Linked DNA regions of Homo sapiens: region 1 is linked to region 2. The links are chromatin contacts, found by Hi-C in ENCODE. All regions are on one chromosome and are shown on one strand. Each heading gives the region's core, a stretch centred on a gene start or an enhancer-like site at or near the end of the contact. The rest is flanking DNA. Distances are from core to core; before and after follow the strand shown.

What was found. A loop is a pair of places that touch in the nucleus more often than their neighbours do. Pooled maps may share reads with other maps.
Region 1: a loop to region 2 is called in a map of esophagus muscularis mucosa, with 2.9 times the contacts of the local background. The contact joins two enhancer-like sites. A Hi-C loop is called at or near these places in 3 of 168 maps with a recorded cell type or tissue (GM12878, esophagus muscularis mucosa and psoas muscle), 4 of 37 single-sample maps with no recorded cell type and 4 of 50 pooled maps.

The regions. Positions count from the first base shown.
Region 1 is chr1:39,330,169-39,336,208 of GRCh38, reverse strand. It overlaps MACF1 (microtubule actin crosslinking factor 1), which reads right to left. Exons shown (of 101, transcript NM_001394062.1): 37 at 1-5,006. Among named protein-coding and RNA genes, the nearest start is that of MACF1, 130 kb to the right of the region's middle. Within about 2 kb of position 2,653, at least 3 of the 41 ENCODE cell types and tissues checked have a DNase peak (open chromatin) inside an H3K27ac peak, as active enhancers do.
Region 2 is chr1:39,086,154-39,091,780 of GRCh38, reverse strand. It overlaps a transcript of MACF1 not described here. Among named protein-coding and RNA genes, the nearest start is that of NDUFS5, 63 kb to the right of the region's middle. Within about 2 kb of position 1,385, at least 5 of the 41 ENCODE cell types and tissues checked have a DNase peak (open chromatin) inside an H3K27ac peak, as active enhancers do.

The DNA.
Region 1 (6,040 bases), core at 1,404-3,903, 240 kb before region 2:
CTGTCTGAGAATTCTAGATACCTGACTTCTTTTGAATCTGGTCTAGAAACTGTGATTTCTTCCAATTTAAGACCTCTTGCTGGGTCAAAAGATACTTCTTGGTATGACTTTTCTTTACATTCATTAGATGAGGAAATTTGATGTTTGGTTTCCTTAGTTTTCGAAGTAACCCAGGAATCTTGATAGTTGGTCTCCTGTCTGGTGGTTCCTTGGAAAGACTTGTCTGTTTTGGAAATTTGGGATGGGCCTGTCACTTGGGCTTTTCCATCTGATTCCTGGTAGTGCAATCCTTCAGGTCTTGGGGTCATACAAGGGAATGGTTCACTCTGGGCCCCACAGGCAATTTCTCGAGATAAGTTTTCTTCTGGTTTTAAAGTCAAGCAGAGACTTAAATTGTTTACTTTTCCTTCATTGGCCTGTTTAGAGCTGAAGAGTGTTAAAGCATCTAAATGTTTTACAGAAATTCCTTGAGGTACCACTTGGGAAGAGGACTCTTCAATTTTAAAAGTAATAGAAAATCCCATTTCTGTATCAGCTTCTTTCCCTTTTTCACTTGAGGTCATTTCCCTAGGTTGGCTCTTTATATGGGAGTCATGCTCATCTCTAATGGCAGTTTCCTGATACAACTTTTCTTCAGAAAGAAATGCTGGTTTGCATGTTCTGATACTTTCTTCTACAATCACCTCCCTCTTCTCTCTCTTACTTTTCACCCGAGCATTCATTGGTTGCTGCAAAACCTGCTCACTCGGCAATTTGCCTGACGTTTCACAATATGTTTCTTGTACTTCCAAAATCACTTCCCCTTGATTTTCTCTTATTTCTTCAGAATCTAGACATGAGGTAGACTGCTTCATATGAGAAATAATTTCTATTTTTGTCACTGCTTTTTCCTGCTCTTCATTTGTATCATTTCCCATGTTATTTCTAGCCACTTCTTTAAGTTTAAAATCACATTCAGAGTAAGGGTGTGTCAATGACACTTGGCCCAAGGATTTACCTTTAAGATTATGAGGATTTATGATACTGATAAATTCTTTAGCATCTGAAGACATTCTTGGCTTACGTTGATCCTTGCACCCAAATTCCTTTAAGGAAATTTCCCTGCTCTTTTTTGCCTGCTCCCCATCAGAAACTCTCACTTTAACCTTTTCTTGTGCAGACTGATTTTCAACTTGAAATAATCTCTCACTCTCTTCTACTTTATTACAACTCATTTCAGCAGTCTGATTACAAGCAATTAACATATCCTTTCCTAGAAATTCATTTTGTAATGCACACACTTCAATCCCTTCTTGCTTTTCAATCTGAGCCCTGTGATCGCTGAACTCTGAACTATCTATTTGGATCATATTTGCCAGTTCAGGGCTGATCAGTCTTTTCTCAATAGCTTCTACTAAAGTCACTCTCTGATCACTAAATATGTCAACAATTCCTCCATTTAACACCTGATGAGATGCAATAATTCTGACCATGTTTTCATCCACCAGTTTCTCTTCCAAAGCTGATGCCAATGTCAGTCTTTTTCCAGTAGCAGTATCTATGATTCCACCAGTATTTGCCTGGGCTTCTAGAACCTTCAGCGTAGATGCAAAGTCTACTTTTCCAAGCTGAATTGCTTGAGACAATGTAAGCACTTTGTCGCTCACCCCATCTTTAATGTCTGAGAAGGGAATTACTTCTAGATATCTCTGTCCAGATTCAATATCAATCTTACATTTCTTGACTAATTCTGAGTAGGGGACAATTCTGCAGTTCTCGGGATCTACAATGCCATGCATCATTCCTGGAGACAATACTGCTTCATTAGTTAACAGTCCTTCTTTTTTAGCTTCTGCCAAGGTCAATCTCTGACCAGAAATGAGATCCACAAAGTTTCCAGTAAAGGCCTGAACCTCCTGGATTTCTCTTTTCAGGTCTGAGGTAATAAGATCTAATTTTATGGCTTTAGGGAGGGAAATATTTTCCTTCGTTTCAGGATTAAAAATCTGATGGATGTTTAAGTTCTCAACTCTTTTGAGTTTCTCGGCTAAATCTTCACCAATTAAGCCATGTCTGAAGGCATTATCAACAGAAAGTCTCATCCCAGATATATGGTGAATGATACCTCCATCTACCACTTGCTTAGTCAACAAACGAACGGCCTCCTCTCTCTCCAAAAGACCTCTGTCAATGGACTGCACAACTGTTAAAGGTGCTTTACTATCAGGGTCTATAAGTCCTGTTGTTTCCATTTGTAAACTAATTAATCTCTCCCTAACTGTTTTTTCAGCATCTCTACCTTTGGAAGCTTTCTCCAGATTTATAAGTTCTGGCTGGTCAGCAACGTCCACCAAGCCAAGAGTTGAGGCCAAAGTTACTGAAACTTTTTTGCCTCGTTTCAGATCAATAATTCCACCAGTCACCACCTGCCTCTCTAAAATTCTGGTGGCTGTTTCCTTGTCAAGAAGTCCAACTGTAACTGCATCCTTTACAGAGCACAGTGTCTGGGTACGGGGGTCTAAGACACCACTTATAGCTTTGTCTGCCATGAGGACATTATGTAATAATTTCTCATCCATCAGACCTTCATTAATGACTTCTTCAGTTGTCAAAGACTCACAAGTCTGAGAGTCAAAGAACCCCTGAAACATGTTCAGCTTCTCCATAAGCTTCACGGCAGTGTGACTTGGCACAATGCCTCGGGATATTGCTTCATTTAGTAAGAGCTTTTGACCTGTTTGTTCATGAAAGATACCACCATCTAGTAACTGTGCAGATAATACATTTAAGGTAGCTTCTTCAAGCAATTCTAATGGATGACTGCATGACAGAAAAATTTCCCTGCCACTATCTTCCTCATCGGTCTTTTCTGACATCATCATACTACCACCTGCGATGTTCTGTGCTTCTTGACTTTCTTTATGGTCATCCTTAGCCAGAAATGTTTTCTTTAACATTTCCTTTTTGTCCAGAGGATGAACATTCCCATCAGTTTCAGACTTTAGTTCTAACTTTATACCTAGAGTTTTCTTTACCTGAACTTGTAACTTTTTGCTTTGGGGTTTTATGTGAGATCCTCCAGTTTCATCATGAATATATTCAGTCTCAAGAGTGTGTGCTTGTTCATTCTGACATGTAAAGGAAGTGTTTCTTAGAGGTTGATGTTCTTTCTTTGGTGTTTCAACAGAAAAAACATCTTTGTCAACCACCAACGGCACACCTTCCGCCTCAGCAGGAGGTATGGTCAGGAGGTGTCCCCTGCTGGCATTTTCTCTGACAGACACTGCTGTTTGGTCTTCCCTTTGGGTACCTATCAACTGCCTTTGTACCTCTAATTTGACTTTATTTATTACCTTCAAAGCATCAATGTTTGGATTTCTCTCTTTTTGTTCTACAAACAGATCCTGTTCAGGGTTCTCTACAGAAGAATCTTCTGTTTCTACAGTGGTCTTTTTGCCTTTTTCTGTAGTGCAATCTTCCCGATCGGGATATTCTTTGTTCTGAGAAGAAAACTGGAACTCAGGCAGCCTCACAGTCCACCCACTGCTGAAAGTTCCTGAGATTTTCACATTAGCTGATTCTTGCAATCCCTCAGGAGTTTTTTGCCTTTGATGCCCAATTTCAACCACTTTTGGAGGACTTGTTTGATACTCATCTCTGGATGTTAGTGTCTCCATCAGCTCTTTATCTAACAGAAGCAGCCTCTGTCCATTTTGCACATTAATATAGCTGTGAGTCATCAGCTGGAACAACAGATTCTCACTCTGGCTTGCTGTGGCCTTAGGGTGGCTCTTGCTGCACGGTAGAACTGCTGCTCCAGGATTAATATTTTGTTCTGCAGAGTCTGCTAGTTGCATGTGGGGCATCACATCAGGTATACAAATCGATTTTAAGTTATTGGCAAGATCTCTATCCAGGATACCACTTTCTATTGCTTTCTTCCAGGACAAAATCTCTGTGGTTGCTGGTAGAAACAGAGCCTTAATATGCTGTCGGTTACTAAGGATTTTATGTGCTAGTTCAGTAGACACAATACCTTGTTCTAGGGCATCTGTAATTGGGAGGATCTCTCCAGATTCAGGCCACAGCAACCCCATGAATGACCAGAGGGACTCCAGAATCACAAGGGCGATCTTAGCAGCTACTAGATCATTGCTCACTGCTTCATCTATTGTTAGCCTTTGCCCCGTGACAGTGTCTATGATGCCTCCTGTCTGAAGCTGCCTTATGAGGATAGCACAGGCCATATCTTGGTCAATCAGATTATGTCTTACAGCCTCTTCCACTGTAAGTCTGTGTCCTGTTCTTGGATCTACTATGCCACCAGCAAAAAGCTGAGCTTCCAGCAACCGGACAGTGACCTGCCTATCTATTAGCCCTTCCTGAACTGCACGGAAAATGCTAACCTTCCGGCCTGATTTCAAGCTCACCATCCCCCCTGCCAATTGTTTGACAGGCAGTAATTTGAATCCTGATTCCTGGTGGACAATACATCGCTGCATCAGATCCAGCAAACCAATTTTCTCAGCTGTGTTAGGGTCTATCAAATTCTTGGATGTTCTAAGATAAGACTCTAATACTGAATGAAGCCATGCAGAAATGAGGCCTTGATGAAAAGCCTCTTCCAGGTTAATACAGTTCTCACTAGGGGAAAGACTGAAACCTCCAGTTGCCAGGTGAGCTTCTAAGATTTTCAGTCCAACTGTCTCACTGATTATTCTCTTTTCAATTGCTTCCACCACAGAAAGAGGGCCTCTGCTCTCAGTAAGCCTGCTTATTAAGGCCAGGGCATCCTGTAGCTCCCGGAGCTGCTGGTACATCTGGGGATTAATGAGGTTTCTGGCTATGCCCTCCTCCAAAGAGAGGTTTTCACCCGTCTCAGGGGCAATGAGGCCAGACATGATAACCTGAGATTCCAGAAGCACTAGGCCTGTGTCTTGGTCAAGGAGGCCCTTTTGCATGGCTTTGAAGATGGGAAATATCTCCACTGTGCCTAGGTCAATCACCCCAGCAACTGCTCTGCATTCCTAAAAAAAAAAAAAAAAAAAAAAAAAAAAGGAAAAGAGAAGAAAAAGAAAACTGAATCAGAGCCAATGGCAAAGCACAACTATTGAAAGGAGTCATTCAAAGAACTATAGTATACAGGCCAGGCACAGTGGCTCACGCCTATAATCTGCCCAAGGCAGGCAAATCATGAGGTCAGGAGTCTGAGACCAGCCTGACCAACATGGTGAAAAACCCGTCTCTACTAAAAATACAAAATATTAGCTGGGTGTGGTGCGCACCTGTAATCCCAGCTACTCAGGAGGCTGAAGCAGGAGAATGGCTTGAACCCGGGAGGTGGAGGTTGTAGTGAGCTGAGATTGCATCACTGCACTCCAGCCTGGGCAACAGAGCGAGACTCTGTCTCAAAAAAAAAAAAAAAAAGTACTACAGTATATAAAATTCTGACCACAAGGAAAACCCAGCATGGGATAAGCCCCAACATGTAGGAAATATTCTGAAGCAAGCCACCCGGTGTTAAGACTAAAAAAGAGTTTTTCTAAACTGCAGAATGTTTAATAGGTCAGAAGTTCCTAGATTACTTGAGAGATAGTGGCATTAAGCATATCTGAGTGACAAGCTCTACAGGGTGGTAAGCAGTGAAAATGATAGGATTTAATCTTATTTCTAAGACTAAATCATCATAAATGTTCTTAAAGACACGTAACAGTTCCCCCAAAGTGAGAATTCAACGCCATACAACAAGTTTTTGGTGTTGCAAACCACACAGAAGACTCTAGAAGTAGCAATTCCCTGCTGATGAGCACAGCAGGACTGGTCCATAGAATAAGAGAGATTTATGCAGCCCAGAAGCTCCAGAACAATTGTGCATCCCAGTAAACAGGCCTGTGTATACTACTCAAGCAACTATTTAGCAAGTGGGATACTCATATTCTTGGACAATGCTAGCTTCTCCCAAGGCAATGGCTCTAAATTAAGTTAGTTCTAGGTCTTGGAAGTAGCAAGTCAAGGAAGAAACAGATTGGGGACCCTTGCCTATGGAACCACTAGTAACTTT
Region 2 (5,627 bases), core at 136-2,635:
TGGCTGTAATCCCAGCACTTTGGGAGGCCAAAGCAGGTGGATCACGAGGTCAAGAGATTGAGACCATCCTGGCCAACAAGGTGAAACCCACCATGGGTCTCTACTAAAAATACAAAAATCAGCTGGGCATGGTGGCGCACACCTGTAGTCCCAGCTACTCCAGAGGCTGAGGCAGGAGAATCGCTTGAATTTGGGAGGTGGAGGCTGCAGTAAGCCGAGATCGTGCCACTGCACTCCAGCCTGGTGACAGAGCGAGACTCTGTCTCAAAAAAAAAATTATCAAGGGCTGAATATATAGCAGGTACTGGGCCAAGCATCCTACTCCCAACTACCTTATTTAATCTACTGTGCAAGTCTCTGAGGTAGTGCTCTTGCTCCCCCATTTTAACTGTAAGAAACTGAGGCTCAATGAAGTGACTAACGTCCCAGGGTCACCCAATTAGCAAGTGAGCAATGAAACTAGGGCTCCAGCTGACTCCCAAAGCCAGCCCTTTGCGTGAATGAATGGAAGAGTGAGCACATGAAGAAATGTGTGAATGAGTGGGGGAGGGCATCCCAGAGACATCCACTGAGGCCCCAGGCAGAATCCTCCCCTGACCACAAGGCAAAAGCCTGGTATCTTCTGGGGTAGGGGTGGGGCACAGCTTAAGACAGAAGCTTCAGCTCATAATCATCACCCTTCAAGTTATAGGGGCTTCAGACCTTCCCTGTAGCAGTATCCCAGATCCAGGCAGAGATTCCAGCAAGGGACACCTATTCTGCTCCTACAGGAAAGCCAAGACAGGGCTTTCAGGCTGGCAGGCTTGTAACTGACATGTGGCAACAAGCAGTGGCCGGGCCAAATCATGGCAGGCCCTAGCCACAGCAACCAGAAAAAGGAGGCCAGCCAGGCTCCATATAACACTTTAGTGATGATGGATCTGTTCACAGACCTTTCCTCAAGGGGAGGACTGCTGAAATAAAGAACAAGTGCAGCCCTAGATCCTGCTGCAGTGTCAGCTACTCTGGTGGCATCTAACCCCTGAGCCCATGAGACTGAGAAATGATGGCCTTCCACAGTCCCCAAAGTAACCAGTCCTTCCTCTGCATTCCTACCTTCAGCCTAGGCTTCTCCCATAACAAACAGAAAGGCATGAGCCAAACTGCCATTCCATACCTTTCTCTATGTCACCTAGGATGTCATTAGAAAAGCATGATGGCATTAAGATGGCATTACACCTTGCAATCCAGAAACCACCTTCCCTCACCAACTGGGGTCCCACAGGGGCCCTGCACCTCAGAGAAAGGACAGATTGGCTGTCTTTTCTGCTGCCTGCACAGAATTCTGCCCACGTGGTCATGTTCCAGCCCACAGCTAATGTGACCCAGATTTACTTTCAAAGAGCTGGAGCTGAGCTGGTGGTGTGTAGCTACAATTCATTCTGCCCCACTTTCAGGGCACTCTCCTCTGCTCTTCTCTGCTGCTACTGAAACCAAGCTCCAGGACAGGGCCAGAGACTCTGAGGACACTGCCAGGAAGAAGTAGAGAAGCTGGGAAGGAGGAGGAGCCTTCCTGGATACAAAACTCGAAGAGCCTCAGGGCAAGGAAGTTTGGCAGCTGAGGAGTAAGGATTCCCAATGAGATTGTCTTTAGGGTTCCATTTCCCATCCCTGCATTCCCTTCTTCCCACTCACGGCTTGGCCAGAATAAGCCACTTCCATCTGCTCCCTGACAAAGGCCTAAAGAACAAAAGAAGGGGACAGAAATAAGAGGCTTGGGCTCCTTCTTTGCTGGCCTGGGAAACTGCTGGCCTCCTGAGTCTCCACTGCCTCATCTGGCTGCCAGGGAGGTTACAAGGAATGACACTGTTAAGTGCAGTAACGGGCCATGTGAACCTGTGTTTTTCCAGCACATTCTGATTCTCGTTCATTTCCCTTTTACACCCTTTATCACCATCTCCCTTTTATAGATAAGGAAACTGAGGATCCAAGAAGTGAGGTCATTTGCCTAAGTCTTGTAACTCCAGATTCAGTTATCTCCGCAGTGCCTGGCACATGGCAGGAGCTTAATCCATTTTTTTTATTGAATGAATGAATGAAGCAGAGAGGTGCCTGTGAGATGTCTTCTCAGAGCTCCCAACTTGGAGGAGAGACACATGGGCCCAGAGGAGTAAGCTCCAGCTTCTGACCAGGTAGTGCTCTCATGGCTCTCTGTCCCAGGGCAAAAAGGGTAAGATGGGACTCCTGACTACAGAGACCTCCAGAGCTGGTGAGGGAAATGAACCTGGGAACAATGAACGTGAATATAAAGCCAACTGAAACAAGGGCTGTGCAGAGAGACAATTGTCGTCTGACTAGAAGGCCACAATGGAGCAGATGTTGGGAATGATTATTTCAGCAGCATTTGCTGATACTCCTAGGAATGAATCCCATAGATGCTTTCTACTGGCACATAGCTTAACCCCTTTTTTAGTTGAAGGAATGAATAAATGAACAACCAGAGAGGGATCCAATCCTTAGCTCTGAGTCACTGCACTCCCCTTTTTCACAACACATACGGGGATATAATTATTTTTTCCCTTCTAACTACTTAAAAAAAAAATAGAGACAGGGTCTCATAGGCTGGTCTTGAACTCCTTAGCTCTAATGATTCTCCTGCCTCGGCCTCCCGAAATGCTGAGATTACAGGTGTGAGCCACTACACCCGGCCTTTTCTCCCTTCTGTCCTCTCCACTAGACTGAGTTCCATGCAGAAGGGACCACATCTTCAGTCATCTTTGAATATCAATGCCAAGGACAGGGAGGGTCCTGATTATGTGATGTTAGATGAATGAATACCTGATTGATGGGTAGATGGTGGAATCTTCCTGCACCCTACCGTGCCCTAGCCCAAACATGAGCCCTTCTTCAAAACATGTTACTGCCATCTGCAGGAAACTTGTAATAATAAATGTACACGTCTGCAATGACAACAAATGTGATGTGAATCGCACCCCCAAGGGTTGTGCAGTGTACAGCCATGTGACACCCTGTCTTGCACCCTGTTCTCAATATACTCCCCACAGGTCCCAAGGGATACATCATTTCTTCCTCTCTTTGTTTCTACCCTTTGGGGTTGTACTCCTTGCTACAGTAAGCTCCCTAGCGCCCCACTTCCTTGTTGCTCCCCACCATTAAGTAAGGATATTTCTACTGCTCTTCACTAAAGACAGAGAGCCAGAGGGGAAGAGGCAAATTTTCCAAGATCTTTGTCTCTCCCCTTTCCTGGTTCTATAGACCAGGATCCTGAGGCCTTTCCCGGAAGTGACCAAGTCTCTCAGGTGAGTGTGGAGATTTAGATTGTCAACTACAGAAGATTCAGACTGGGCTGGTTGCCAGGTATTGCCTAAGGAAATAGAAATAACAATGTACAGGGCCGGGTGCGGTGGCTCACGCCTGTAATCCCAGCATTTTGGAAGGCCAAGGCAAGCGGATCACCTGAGGTCAGGAGTTCAAGACCAGCCTGACCAACATGGTGAAACCCCATCTCGGGCCAGGCGCGGTGGCTCACACCTATAATCCCAGGACTTTGGGAGGCTGAGGCGGGCGGATCACGAGGTCAGGAGATGGAGACCATCCTGGCTAACATGGTGAAACCCCGTCTCTACTAAAAATACAAAAAATTAGCCGGGCAAGGTGGCAGGCGCCTGTAGTCCCAGCTGCTCAGGAGGCTGAGGCAGGAGAATGGCGTGAAACCAGGGGGCGGAGCCTGCAGTGAGCTGAGATCCAGCAGAGATTGCACCACTGCACTCCAGCCTGGGCGACAGCGAGACTCCATCTCCAAAAAAAAAAAGAAACCCCATCTCTACTAAACATACAAAAATTAGCTGGGCATGGTGGCACACGCCTGTAATCCCTGCTACTCGGGAGGCTGAGGCAGAAGAATTGCTTGAACCCGGGAGGTGAAGGTTGCAGTGAGTTGAGATTGCGCCACTGCACTCCAGCCTGGGTGGCAAAGTGAGACTCTGTCTCAAAAAAAAAAAGAAATAGCAATGTACTTGGAGTTAGAAGATCTGTGTTTACCAGTCCTGTGTAACTATAGGCAAGTCCCCTAAACCCTCTGAGCCTCGGATGCTAACATATGTCCTGCCTAACAGAGTTATTTTGAAATCTCTGTGTAAACCATAAAGCTGATAAACCGAAACAAGACACTTTCATTAGTGACTCTTGTTACATTTGAATGTGGCTGGGCTTAGGGAGTTGAGAATATGGCTGGCAAAGAAGAAGGAGAAACAAATGTAGGGAAAGGATGAGAACAGGAAGATGGGAAGAAGAACAAGGTTCAGCACCCTAAAACCTGTTTGGCTTTGTAGACTGAAATCAGCAGGTTTCTCAGCCCCGACATCCCTCTCTACTCTGACATGTGTGACCACCAGGCTTGCCCCATCAGGCCTCTCAAGCAAGGGCGAGGCCCTAAGACCAGCTCAGGACACGGAGTGGGCCAGGGAAAGGGAAGATCTCTATTTGGTGAGAGTGATTCAGACACCCCCACTTGGCTTCATAAGCAAGATCCAGGGGGAGGAGAAAATTGCACAGGCCACAGCTGGCTTCCAGCGTAAGACTGACTTCATTTCCTCCCACAATTAAAGTTCTGCTTCAGAGAGCTTCAGAGCATCCAGGGTCTCCCAGACATGCCCCCCTGCACCTCCTGTGAAGGAGTCCCTGCAGAGCTAAGGCTGCCTTTTCCATTACTCTGGTGGAGCCCCCACAGCATTCTAAAATCACATGAAGATTTCAGCAAGACCCTAAAGTCGCAGTCCCGCCTCGTCTCTGCTGCCTCTCTCCTCTCCTGCTAAAGAAACACGCCCAACTGCAGTGCACAAGTTATTTTTAACCATGGCAGTCTCCCCATTTTCAGCCTCACTGGCCCAGCCCCCTCCTCAAAAGAGGCATTCAGCAGTGTCAGGATGCAAAGGAGATCAGCATCTATGCCAGAAACACAGCACAGCGCAGCACCCACCATCCCTTTGCTCAGTTGACCCAGCAGGGTCCTTAGGAGCCTTGCCTGTGTAAAATTAAGCCTCCTTGAGTCCACTCCACTTCTATTCTAGACTCCAAATCTGAAGCAGCAAGCAAATCATCCCGTGGGCCTCCTCAGAGAAGACTGGAAGTGGAAATCATCACAAAACGATCTAAGTATGCATGAGTGATGAAGGATGGAGGCAGAGGGCATAAAGAAGGAAGAATGAGACAGCCCACTCTCTCTTCAGGAGAAAGAGGTTTATGAGTCATCAGGGCCCTGAGTTATGGCCCTTCAAGACTGGGGACAAGTAAACCCCTTCCTGCACCCTAGGGACAGCTCTAAAATTCTGTTACTGGCTGATGCTGCAGGCCCAAAGGTTTTGAGAAGGACTTCCTCCAAGGACTCCTCGTTGCCCACTAGAAAGAGCTCCAACTCTCCCTCCTGCCTTCCAGGCCCCACTGTTGTCTCCTCACTTGGAGCTCATTCCCTCTAAAGTCCTTTCCTGATTACCTGAGCCCACATAAGCCTTTCTCTAACTTTCCGTTATAGCTCAGTGCCTGTTTCTGGATCACAGTCTGTCACATCACATAATATCCTCAAAACACTCATTCAGCATTCATTCAGTCATTCAATACCAATTGATCTC